2 separate regions of the Homo sapiens genome follow, and region 2 is linked to region 1. The links are chromatin contacts, found by Hi-C or POLR2A ChIA-PET in ENCODE. All regions are on one chromosome and are shown on one strand. The core of a region is the stretch at or near the end of the contact, and the rest is flanking DNA. Distances in the headings are between cores, read along the strand shown.

The links. A loop is a pair of places that touch in the nucleus more often than their neighbours do. ChIA-PET counts read pairs that join two places held with the same protein, here RNA polymerase II (POLR2A). Pooled maps may share reads with other maps.
Region 2: a loop to region 1 is called in a map of psoas muscle, with 2.8 times the contacts of the local background. The contact joins two enhancer-like sites. A Hi-C loop is called at or near these places in 11 of 168 maps with a recorded cell type or tissue (Caco-2, HepG2, IMR-90 and 8 more) and 9 of 50 pooled maps. POLR2A ChIA-PET finds 5 or more read pairs at or near these places in 6 of 52 experiments (BJ, H1, HEK293 and 3 more).

Annotation. Positions count from the first base shown.
Region 1 is chr2:47,266,619-47,272,731 of GRCh38, forward strand. The region is part of intron 3 of EPCAM-DT (EPCAM divergent transcript); the gene reads right to left. Among named protein-coding and RNA genes, the nearest start is that of BCYRN1, 66 kb to the right of the region's middle. RefSeq lists a silencer at 5,846-6,025. Within about 2 kb of position 3,238, at least 23 of the 41 ENCODE cell types and tissues checked have a DNase peak (open chromatin) inside an H3K27ac peak, as active enhancers do; they include ascending aorta, where a contact is called at or near this core.
Region 2 is chr2:47,227,935-47,234,047 of GRCh38, forward strand. The region is part of intron 3 of EPCAM-DT (EPCAM divergent transcript); the gene reads right to left. The region is part of intron 1 of LOC124907763 (a long non-coding RNA gene); the gene reads left to right. Among named protein-coding and RNA genes, the nearest start is that of CALM2, 54 kb to the left of the region's middle. Within about 2 kb of position 2,622, at least 6 of the 41 ENCODE cell types and tissues checked have a DNase peak (open chromatin) inside an H3K27ac peak, as active enhancers do; they include ascending aorta, where a contact is called at or near this core.

The sequences.
Region 1 (6,113 bases), core at 1,988-4,487:
GGGTGGCTGAGGTGGGAGAATCACCTGAGCCCAGGAGGTCGAGGCTACAGTAAGCCATGATCATATCACTGTATTCCAGCCTAGGCGACACAGTGAGACCCTGTCTCAAAACAAAAAACAACAAAGTAGGGGGAAAGAAGAAAAATGTCTATACTGCTGGAAGGCTTTGTCCTGGTGCTCAGCCCTCGGGGCTCACCTGTGTAGATGGGGTCTGAGGATGGGAGGGACTAACACCTCTAGCAGGAATTTTCTCTGGAAGAGTCAGATCCCCCAGGAGAATGTGGGGCTGACCAGAATGTGTGTCAAAGGAGAGAGTTCCTGGAGGACTCACAGGTAACTTTTTACCTAGGGGTTTAAAATATTCCCCATTTTGCAGCTAGAGAAGCTGAGGTTCAGATACGTTAAGTAACTTCCAGGTTCCTTCCAAGCATCATGCAGGTAGTATTTGACAAGATTTAAATTTGAAAGTTCTTCCGATCCCATTTCCCTGGCTCTTCCCACCTGTTACATACTGCAGCAGTAAAGTTGCGATAATGTGTGCTGATGTTATTTTGCATTAAATGAGATAGTCCTGTTGAAAGCTGCAGCCCCGGGTATGCAGTTAATGCTCTACAGATGTCATCTATTATTATTATTATTATTATTATTATGCCCTACTCATTAGTTCATATATTTTATGACCACGTTGTAAGCACCTTAAGGGCAGGGGTCATTCCTCTCCACAAGGCTGGGCATAGAGTAGCTGCCTGACATAACCAGTTACTAAATAGCATTATTTTACAATACTCATAAAATAGAAGCAGAATTGCTCCCTTTAAGGCAGGGCTTTGTACTTTGTGGAGAAAGCAAGTCTGGCTGTGACTTCAATGGGAAGCTCTCCAGTGGCTTGGAACCCTGGTGGTCAACAAGAATGACACACCAGGGAAAAGAGCAGTAACCACACAACAGAACTCCCAGGGTCCAGGCCCTGACCACTGACGCCAGGCGACCATTGTAACAGCCCTGCCCACAGGGCCTGCAATCTAATAGGCTCAGCCTAGCCGAGGTGGGTGCAGCCTAGGAGAGAATCTGGACCCATCTCCTGGCTCCACAGCCTGCAGCTCGGGCCTAGGTGGTGCAGGAGGTGACTTGAATCAGAAACAGCCTCCAGGGTTACTGGATCACTTTTCTCACCTGCCCCACCTGGAAACAATGCAGGAAAGGGGACTTAGGAGGCTTTCAGTCTCTGGCTTTGCCCTTTACTAGTGCTGAGCCTCAGTTCCTTCATCCACAAAATGGGATAATAGTTCCTTTTCCATGGGATAGTAGCAATTAAATAAAATATAACATGGAAAATACGTAACACTGGTACCTAACTCATTGTAAGCGTTCTTAGAAGAAAATCAGTTGTCTCTAGGTCGCAATCCGCCTGAAGGTGGGGATTATATCTGATTCATGCCTGAATAAATGAATTCATGCCTAAATACCTGGACTCCTTCTGCTAATGCTTCATCTCTTCTGCTAAGCCTTGCCTGTTTTAGGCCTTGCTAGAAAATATCTAGAAGGGTTAACACCATGTTTTTTCCCCTCCTTCCAGGAGGGCCTGGGGACAACATGATAGCCTGAGTACCTGGAGAGAGAAAGGGGGTCACTTTCATAATGAAGACAAATTCGTGGTGTCACCAGCTCCTCCCTGGCATGCATGCAACCCTTATTTTGGACCTTCTCATTGCCCCAGGATGCTTGAACCCACTGGGGGCTATGAGGATTTGAGAGAGGCCAAGTTTCCCTTAGGGGTGGAGTGATGTATTCCCATTAGAATAAAGGAGTGAATGATTTAAAGGAGGGGTTAGAATTTGGACATTAAGGATAGAATTTGTGGCGCGGGCACGGTGGCTCACGCCTGTAATCCCAGCACTTTGGGAGGCAGAGGCGGGCGGATCAAGAGGCCAGAGTTTGAGACCAGCCTGGCCAACATAGTAAAACCCCATCTCCAATAAGAATACAAAAATTAGCAGGGCATGATGGTGCCTGTAAGCCCAGCTACTCAGGAGGCTGAGGCAGGAGAATTGCTTGAACCTGGGAGGCGGAGGTTGCACTGAGCTGAGATCGCGCCACTGCACTCCAGCCTGGGCGACAGAGCAAGACTCCATCTCAGAAAAAAATAAAAATAAAAAAAAGAATTTGCAGGAGTTCTAGAACAGTATGGGCAACATAGTAAGACACTGTCTCTACAAAATAAATAAATAAAAAATAAATAAATAAATAAATAAATAAATAAATAAATAAATAAATAATCTGGGCATGGTAGCACATAGCTGTAGTCCCAGCTACTTGGGAAACTGAGACAGGAGAATCCCTTGAACCCAGGAGGTCAAGGCTGCAATGAGGTATGATGGCACCACTGCACTGTAGACTGTGTGAAGCAAAACCCTGTCTCTAAGAAAAAAAAAAATGCAGGGCACGGTGGCTCACAGCTGTAATCCTAGCACTTTGGAGGCCAGGGCAGGCAGATGGCTTGAGTCCAAGAGTTTGAGACCAGCCTGGGCAACATGGCAAAACCCTCTCTCTATTTATATTTTTATAAAATAATAAATAAATAAATAAATAAATAAGTAAAGTTTGGAAGTCAATTGGAGTTAGGATTTGGTAATTAGTTATCATTTAATTTCTGAGTGAGAGCCAAAGAGCTGCCAGTGGCTAGATATGATGAAGGCCATCACTTTGGTCTGAAATTTAAAGTGTTCTGTTCCAGAGGCCTGCCTCCTTCACTATGTGGAGCCAGAGATTCCTCCCCTCTGACTGATTCCTGCTGAGAGAGCAGGTTGAGTATCTACCACATACCAGGTGTAAAGTCTGGCATACAGGGTCCAAAGGTGTCAAGAACATAGCCCTCTACAACGAAACTGGGGAGGCCAGGCCTAAGCCTAGGCCTGACATAGCCCAGTGACTATGGGGGAAATCATAAATCTCCTAGCCTTAGCTTTCCTGGCTGGTATATGACCCAATGCCTCATGGGGCTGTTTGAAAAGCCCCAAATGATCACGGAAGGAAAGAACTTTAAAGGGAACCTGCTCTTTGGCAGAGCAAACTGTTCCAAAGGGAACTACAGGCAGGGTTTGGCACCCTGCCCTCAGAGAAGGCTGGTATCCATCCTCCTTTCCTCCATGAAACTCCAAGCTTTCTTGCCCTTGCCACGCCCACCCCATCTTTCCCAAGACCATTTCCAGCAGGGACTCATGCCTCTTAACAGGAACTGACAAAGAAGTGACACACCCCTAAAGCTTTCCGGGCTTCTGGTGTCCCCCACCACCCCCACCACACACACTCCAGCCAGCCCTGGGCTGCAGTGTGACCAATCTCATGAGTCACTTGGATAAAGTGAGGACTCAACAAATATTTATCAAATGAATGAATGAATGAATGAGGCAACGGGTGAGTGAGTGTCTCCATGAATGGGCAGCCACTCCCTCTGAGAATGAGACTGCTTCTTCATTCAGGATGCTGAGTGCTCCCACAGGAAGTCACTCCAGATTTTTCTGATGAGTGCTCCATGGGGGAGACACATTCCCTGTTTTTTCTCAAGCCCCATGTGTTTTATTTTCTCCAGAACTCCATTGTGGGGGCTGTGTCCTACACTCCTTTGGGACCTTATGTACTAGACTTTATACCTGGTATGTAGTCGGTGCTCAATAAATGTATGATGAATGGAAGGGGGAAAGAAAAAGATTAGTAAGACTTGGACCCTACCTTCCAAATTATTACAATTTAGCTAGAGAGAAAAGGCAGGTACAAAAGTACCATAGGACAAAGCCCAGTAGGATAATTGGTACCAAAAAAAAAGGGGTCAAGGAGTGAATGCCACATTCAGAGCTGGGAAAACTCATTATGGGCTGAAAAAGTCAGGAAATGCTTCCTGAAGGGACTGAATGGGATTCTCTTCCTGAAGCCTGGCCTTGAAGGAAGAGAAAGATTTGGAGGCAAGTCAAGGGAGGTGTTCTTGATAGGGAAAAAGGGGATGGGCAGCTCGCCAGAGGAAGGCCGGTTGAAATTATGTTACTTTGAGTCGATTTAGTGGAGCAATGGAAGAGTCCAGCACGTATTGTAAGATAGTGTCAGGGAGGAAATATAATTTTCCCTGTACCCTTCTGAGTCCTTAGCTGGGACCCCTGTAACAGAAGACAGATTAACAAGGAGAAACAAACAGGGCTGGGTGCGGTGGCTCACGCCTGTAATCCCAGCACTTTGGGAGGCCAAGGTGGGTGGATCACCTGAGGTCAGGAGTTTGAGATCAGCCTGGCCAACATGGTGAAACCCCATCTCTACTAAAAATACAAAAATTAGCCAGGTGTGGTGGCGGGTGCCTGTAGTCCCAGCTATTCAGGAGGCTGAGGCACGAGAATTGCTTGAACCTGGGAGGCGGAGGTTGCAGTGAGCAGAGATCGTGCCACTGCACTCTAGCCTGGGCAACAAGAGTGCGACTCATTCTCAAAAAAAAAAGAAAAAGAAAAAAACACAGAAGTTTACTAATATGTAAACATGGGAGACACTCAGGGAAAATGAGAAAACCTTGAAGAGATGACTTAGAACTCTTATATAGCATCTTCAACAAAAAACAATGCAATTTTAGAGAAGTGACAAGACAAAAGCAATGGACCTTGAGTCCCTAGGGGTGGCAATTGTGGAAAGACAAATAACTGAACAAAATAATGGTAGATAAAGGCTAGTTAGCAAAGCTTTTTATGCAGATTCCTCTGGTGCTGTCTCCAGGCTGATAGAGGTCTAAGGCCGTCTTCTGTGATCAACCTTTGTCCTTCCTGATTGAGAGGGAAGGAGGGACACCCTTGTAAATTTATATCCGGCTTTTAGGCAAATAGGGGGAGGGCAGAGAGTTTTTCATGTTTCTGCTTCTTCTCAACTGCCTTCAGCTCAAAATAATCCTTGTGCCCAAGTGGCATATTTTAGGGCCGTGTATTCGGCTACCCTTCATAGGGTGGGGCAAGACCATGCAGAACATTGAAAGCTAGGATAAGAGATTTGGATCAAGTACTAGCAAGGGCATTGGAACAGTGGCAGAAGTGAAAGGGAACGTGTGAGGTGTGGGAAGATGGAGGGAGAGGGCTCCAGGTAAGTATCATAGCAACAGGAGCATGGCAAAGCCTGCTGGTCCCCTGGGACCCATCAGGGCTGGCCAGAGCTGGGTCTTAGGCAAACAGACAAACAGATCCCTAGATCACTTTCCATTTCTTTTTCTTTTCTTTCTTTTCTTTTTTTTTTTTTAAGCAACGGGGACTGGCTATGTTGCCCAGGCTGGTCTCCAACTCGCAGCCTCAAGCAATGCCACCATGGGCTACCGTGCCTGGACTACTCTCCATTTCTTTCTTTCATTCATACAAATAATGATTGGCTCTATCACCAGCCAGAGCCTGCAGAAGTAAACAGGGCAGATGCCTTCCCACATTCCCCAGGGGCCCTGGACTCTACTCTAGGCCCCCATCCCAGCGCCCAGGCCTAAGGCTTGAGGCTACCGAGGCCTAAGGCAATGGCTGGGGGTGAAATCAGCTATGGCTTCTCATTTGCAGCTTCCCTGTACAAAACCGCTAATCTTCACTCCCGGGTTCCGGGCCCACGTCCTCCAGACCATGCCCCTCACCCCCGGCCACCACCCTCCCCGACTGACCACACCTGGAAGGGAAGGAAGGGTGGGGGTGGCCTGCAGAGGGTGTGGCGAGATCTGGACGGCCTGGGGGCGGGGGACTAAGTTGACCGGAAATGGGGCTAGGCCGCGGCCAGGGACGGCAGCAGATGATGGTTGAGGAGTGGCCTAGGAAGGCCTCCCTGACGGCGCCCACACACGCCCCGCGGCACCGCGAACACGGCTGACAGGGCAGTTGGGCAGCGAGGTAGTCGGGAAAGAGCAGGGGGAGCCCAGCGGCTCCGTTGCGCCCTCTGTCGGCCGCCAGCCTCCATTGCACGCGGCGCCGCCCACCTGCGCACTGGGACCCCGGCCCTGGGCCGACCAGGAACCCCTTGCGCCCGCGCCAGCTCGAGCCCTGTTGCACCTGTCGTGGTCACCGCAAGCCTCTCTGGGAGAAGGCAGGTGGGAATGGGAGCCTTTTTTGTAATGGGAATAG
Region 2 (6,113 bases), core at 1,372-3,871, 39 kb before region 1:
TGTCCTTATAATTCACAGGTCACTGACCTTTCTTTGTTCCTCCAATGACTGCTATCTTTGTAGCTCTTCTTCCATCTGCTGCCTTGGGTTTTCTCCCGTGGATGTTAAGGTTGGGTACTTCCTTTGTCCGAGCGAGGACAGGCAGCTCATGGCCAAGAAGCATCCCCAGGGCTGGAGCCTCCTCTCCTCGGAATGCTCCCATCCAGCACTAGAGTGTCCAGAATCACCAGCCTTATCAGCGAAATGCGGGGAGATAGGAGTAAAGAAGCAATTCCAAGCCCTTTGTTTTGCCTTGTATTATCTTGTTTTCTCTTTACCACCCTGAGAGTGGTCATGGTTCCTATTTTACTGGGGAGTCTGAGCTGTTCACAGAGGCCTTCAAGCAGGACTATGAGAACAGGAAGCAGAATTTAGTCTGCCTTGGGGAGTCCAGCCAGGCCATCCCCAAAGATTTATCAGGCAGCCGCCAGAGGAGAGGGCACTCCAGGCAGAGGGAACTGCAGTAGGGGATCTGGGAACAGCATGAATGTGGCAGCTTCATCTTCTTGAGCCTACAAGGGATGTCCCATTTACATTTATGAGAAAATATCCATGGTGTCCCCTCTCCACACAGCCCTACTTGCTGGCCTCAACTGCTTCAAGCATAGGTGGGCAGATGTCTGCGGAGGGAGAATCTGGGGTAGATAGGCCACCATGGAGTTGTGGGACTAAAATCACTGAGAGCCTCAGGAAGGAGTCCAGGCATTCCCATCCTCCCTTAAGCTGCATCCTTCAGGGGTGCAGCCGTATGACTCTACGTCCTGCTCTACCGCCTGCACCTCTATCCCCATGTTCACCACACATGACTTTGAATGATAAGGGAGGAATATGGAGAGGCGACAGAGGCCGGTCTCTTCTTTCAGGAAGCTCCTTCACTTCCATGTAAATTTATGGATGCAAATTGTTATGTGGGGGCAGAGACCCTGAAGCAGCCAAGCCCCAAATGCAAATAATTATGGTGGCGGGGGCGGGGTGGTCGCCCAAACTCCACCCATCCACTGAGCCTAGGATCCCAGCCTCAACCAAAATGTCCCATGCCCTTCACACACGGCCATGGCCAATCCTCTTCTTCTCTTTCCCTCCCGCCCTTTTTCACCCAATTTGTCTCCCATCTGTTCCTCAATTCAGTTATTAGCAAATTGGTTCTCAGGATCTACCTGGGACTTTAATTGTGTCTTTGGTACTAAGGAGGGTGCAAGAGAGAAACATGTGATTCCTGCCCTAGAGGATGTCACAGGTTGCAAGAGAATGCCATTAACTCAATCAAAGCAAGTGAAAAACCACAATGAATAGTATATCATAAAGTATTAAACTGCATGCCACCAATTTAATGTTGAATGAAATCAGAGAAAGGAAGGAACCCCTGGGAGGGAGGCTGGGGTGATCAGAAAGTCTGCTGGGAGCAGATGGGACTTGAATTAGGTCTTGAAGCTGAGTTGGCATCACGTGGATTAAGGAGAGATAGGAAAGATGCCAGTGAAGGGCAGGCCTGAGCAGACACAAGCTAGAAGGCACATTAAGGAACCCTTCAGCCTGGCTGGAGGGGAAGGTACTTGTTGAGGAGTAAGGAAAGCCAAACTTTGCAAGACCTCGAACGCTAGGTTTAGGAATTAGGATTTTAGTCTAGACTGTTGCTTCCAAAACTTTAGTGTGCTGCAGAGGAATGCTGGTTAAAATGAAGGTTCCCAGCTGGGAGCAGTGGCTCACACCTGTAATCCCAGCACTTTGGTTTTTATATTTTTTTGAGACGGAGTTTCACTCTTGTCACCCAGGCTGGAGTGCAGTGGCGCGATCTCGGCTCACCGCAACCTCCGCCTCCCAGGTTCAAGCGATTCTCCTGCCTCAGCCTCCCAAGCAGCTGGGATTACAGGCATGTGCCACCATGCCCGGCTAATTTTGTATTTTTAGTAGAGATGGGGTTTCTCCATGTTAGTCAGGCTGGTCTTGAACTCCTGACCTCAGGTAATCCACCCTCCTTGGCCTCCCAAAGTGCTGGGATTACAGGGGTGAGCCACTGCGCCTGGCCAATCCCAGCACTTTGGGAGGCCAAGGTGGGCGGACCACTTGAGATCAGGAGTTCAAGACCAGCTTCACCAACATGGTGAAACCCCGTCTCTACTAAAAACACAAAAATTAGCCAAGGATGGTGGCACATGCCTGTAATCCCAGCTACTTGGGAGGCTGAGGCATGAGAATCACTTGAACCTGTGAGGCAGAGGTTGCAGTGACCTGAGATAGTGCCGCTATACTCCACCCTGGGCGATAGAGTGAGACTCCATCTCAAAAAAAAATAAATAAATATAAATATAAATACAAAAAAGATTAACCAAGTGTGGTGGCAGGTGCCTGTATTCACAGCTACTTGGGAAGCTGAGGCAGGAGAATCGCTTGAACTCAGGAGGCAGAGGTTGCAGTGAGTCAAGATCGTGCCATTGCACTCCAGCCTGGGCAACAGAGCAAGACTCTGTCTCAAAAAACAAAAAGAAGGTTCCCAGGACTCAGCCACCATAAGGATGGGGCATTTTAAACAAGCACTCTAGATGACTGATGATGGCCCACATACGTTTGCTAGGTCTTGCATCTTTGTCCCTCCTGTGCAGCTGGCGTGGCCTGTGGGTAGAGCCAGGACTTTGTTTGCACCATGGAAACTCCAGGGCCACAGAGGTTTCACCACTCTTGGCAAGGATGTTAAGCTTTGTCTCCTAGGAACCCAGAAACTGGGCAGGAATTATTTTGACTACGCTGTAGCCAAAGGGAAAGCAGCCCTGATGAAAAACTATTAGAGTCATTCCTTTAGAAGAGTCGAGAAAGTGCCTGAGACCCTGGGATCATGTGGGGCCTCTGTTGCATTTTCCTACTTATTAGAAGTGTGGCAAACAAGTAAGTTTGGTGAAGATTTTTTTATATGATAAAAGTGTTCAGCTGTAGGTTCCTTTATTTTTTATTTTATTTTATTTTTTGAGACGGAGTCTTGCTCTGTCATCTAGGCTGGAGTGCAGTGGTGTGATCTCTGCTCACTGCAACCTCTGCCTCCCAGGTTCAAGCGATTCTCCTGCCTTAGCCTCCCGAGTAGCTAGGATTACAGGCATGTGCCACCATGCCAGGCTTGTTTTTGTATTTTTAGTAAAGACGGGGTTTTACTATGTTGGCCAGTCTGGTTTCAAACTCTTAACCTCAAGTGATCGGCCCACCTCGGCCTCCCAAAGTGCTGGGATTACAGGCATTAGCCACCACGCCTGGCCAGCTCTAGGTTCCTTTAAACCTAGAGGAAGGTTTAAATAGCCATTTTTAAATAATAGCCATTGCCCCTTAGCACTGATACAGACGTTGCCTCCCAGATGTGCCGTTTAGTAATTGTGTTTTGTGGCAAGTTACTTGCTCTCTCTGTTAAACTCTGTTAAACTTCTCAATTTTTATTGGAAATTTTTAAACCTAGAAAAAAGTTAAAAGGATAATACTGGAAAACCAGTAAATCCTTTATCTATATTCACCATGGGTTAACATTTCACCATTTGCTTGCTTTCTTTCTCTCTCTTTCCATATATATGTATATATGAATATAAAAATATAAAATATGTGAATATAAAAATATATTCACACATACATATATATGCATTTACTAAAGCATTTGAAACTCAAAGATATCATGACACTTAAGAACTAGGACAGGCCAGGTGTGGTGGCTCATGCCTGTAATCCCAGCACTTCAGGAGGCTGAGGTGGGAGGAACACTTGTGGCCAGAAGTTTGAGACCAGCTTGGGCACCATAGTGAGACCTCATCTCTACTAAAAAATTTTTTTTAATTAGCTGGGCTTGGTGGCACGTGCCTGTAGTCCCAGCTACTGGAGAAGCTGAGGGTGAGGATTGCTTGAGCCCAGGAGTTGGAGGTTGCAGTGAGCTATAATTACATCACTGCACTCCAGCCTGGACGACAGAGTGAGATCCTGTCTCAAAAAAAAGAACAAGGGCATTCCTCTTATAATTTCTCTTATAACCACAATTTCATCACATCCAATAAATTTCACATTCATACAATAATATTAGCTAATGTAATAAATATATTTCGATATCCCCAATTCTCCCAAAATATCCTTTATGGCTTACTTATTTATTTTTAGAGACAGGGGCTCACTCTGTTGCCCAGTCTGAAGAGCAGTGGCACTATCACAGCTCACTGCGGCCTCCCACTCCTGGCCTCAAGCTATCCTCCTACCTCAGTCTCCCGAGTAGCTGGGATAAAGGCACACACTGTCATATCTGGCTAATTCAAAAATTTTTTTAGAGATGGAATCTCACTGTGTTGCCAGGTTGGTCTCGAACTCCTCTTGAACGCCTCAGCCTCCTGAGTCACTGGGATATGACTTTAAGAAAAAAACAATCTGGTATACAGCAAAGACTTTAAACCATGCTTCTTTAGTTTCCTCTAATCTAGAACAGTCCCCCCGCCTTTGTTGGTTGCTTGTTTTTCACGACATTAACATTTTTGAAGAGCCTAGGTATAAGTTGCCTTGTAAAATGTCTCACAATCTGGATTTGTCTGATTTGATTCAGGTCAAATACATTTGAACACGAACATGCCATGAAGGTGAGGCTGTGCCTTCCCATGGTATCCCATCATACCAGGCGGTGCACCATGTCTGTGTGTCCTGTCAGTGGTGATGCTACATTGGATCACTAGGCTAAGGTGCACACTTGCATTTCGACACTTGGTTGCTTAAAAGCACTATGCAACTCTTATTAATCAATATAGTCAAATTATAAAGTCCTTGAGGGCAAGAACTGAGGCTTCACCTTTGGAAAATAGCGCTTTACAGTTTACAAGACTCTTTCATACAGATTACCTCATTTACTCATCAGACACCCCAGAGGGAAATATTTCATTCCCACTACACAGGAATGCGGGATCTCACTGTGCTTTGGAGCCTGACATTGAATCATAAATCTACCCATTAATAAATGTGTCTTATGACAAGTTACTTAACCTCTCTATTAAACTTCTGTTTGCTCAACTGCAAAATGGGGATAATAATGTCTTCCTCCCAGAGTTGTTATGAAGACCAAATGAGGGTAATGAAAATAAAATGCCCGCCACAGTGCTAAGCACATAAAGAATACTTGAAAAATGCAAGGGCTGTGTTTATAGAGCTAAATACGTTATACACACACATGCTTACATACGCAACATTCATGTATACACTGATGTACAGGAAGGTCAAGGTCTGGCCTGTGGCCAACTCAGCTGAGTAAATAGCAGAGCCCAGATTCAAAGCCCCATCTGCCTAACTCCAAATCCGGGTCCCATGCCTGTTCTCCACACAACACCACCCTGCCGGTGATGGGCCAGCCAGTGTTGCCTTGTATGAACCATTTGGTCAAAATCTTTTGAATAATGTGTATAAAAACTAGACTTGATCTTGGTTTTTTTTTTTTACGTGGAGTCTGGCTCTGTCACTCAGGCTGGAGTGCAGTGGCATGATCTCTGCTCACTGCAACCTCTGCCTTCTGGATTCAAGAGATTCTCCTGCCTCAGCCTCCCAAGTAGCTGGGATTACAGGCAGGCACCACCATGCCCAACTAATTTTTTATATTTTTGGTAGAGACAGCGTTTCACCATGTTGACCAGGCTGGTCTCAAACTCCTGACTTGTAGTGATCTGCCCACCTTGGCCTCCCAATGTGCTGGGATTGCAGGCATGAGCCACCGCGCCCAGCCAGACTTGATCTTATTTACATCCAATTTCATATCTTATTTACACCTAATTTCAAGAAGCATGAAGCAAGGCCCTACTTCTCTGATTATACAGAGTTGGCCAAAGGGCCCCATGCTGATGCCCTTTCTTCCCAGAAATCAGCCTGTGTGCTGCCCTCAGCTCATTGCTTTGTGCTACTTGGCAACTTCACAACATACCCAAACTCACCACATTAAGCAGCAGTCACCGTGCATCTGGGAGGCAACACATTGTGGCTGGACAATACTGCATAGTTGACCCCAAACATTCCCCTGTCCTGCCCTGCTCCTTCAGGGTCTTTGGTCTGGAGTAGGGGCAGGACTGGAGAATGGTCCTTGGTCAAGG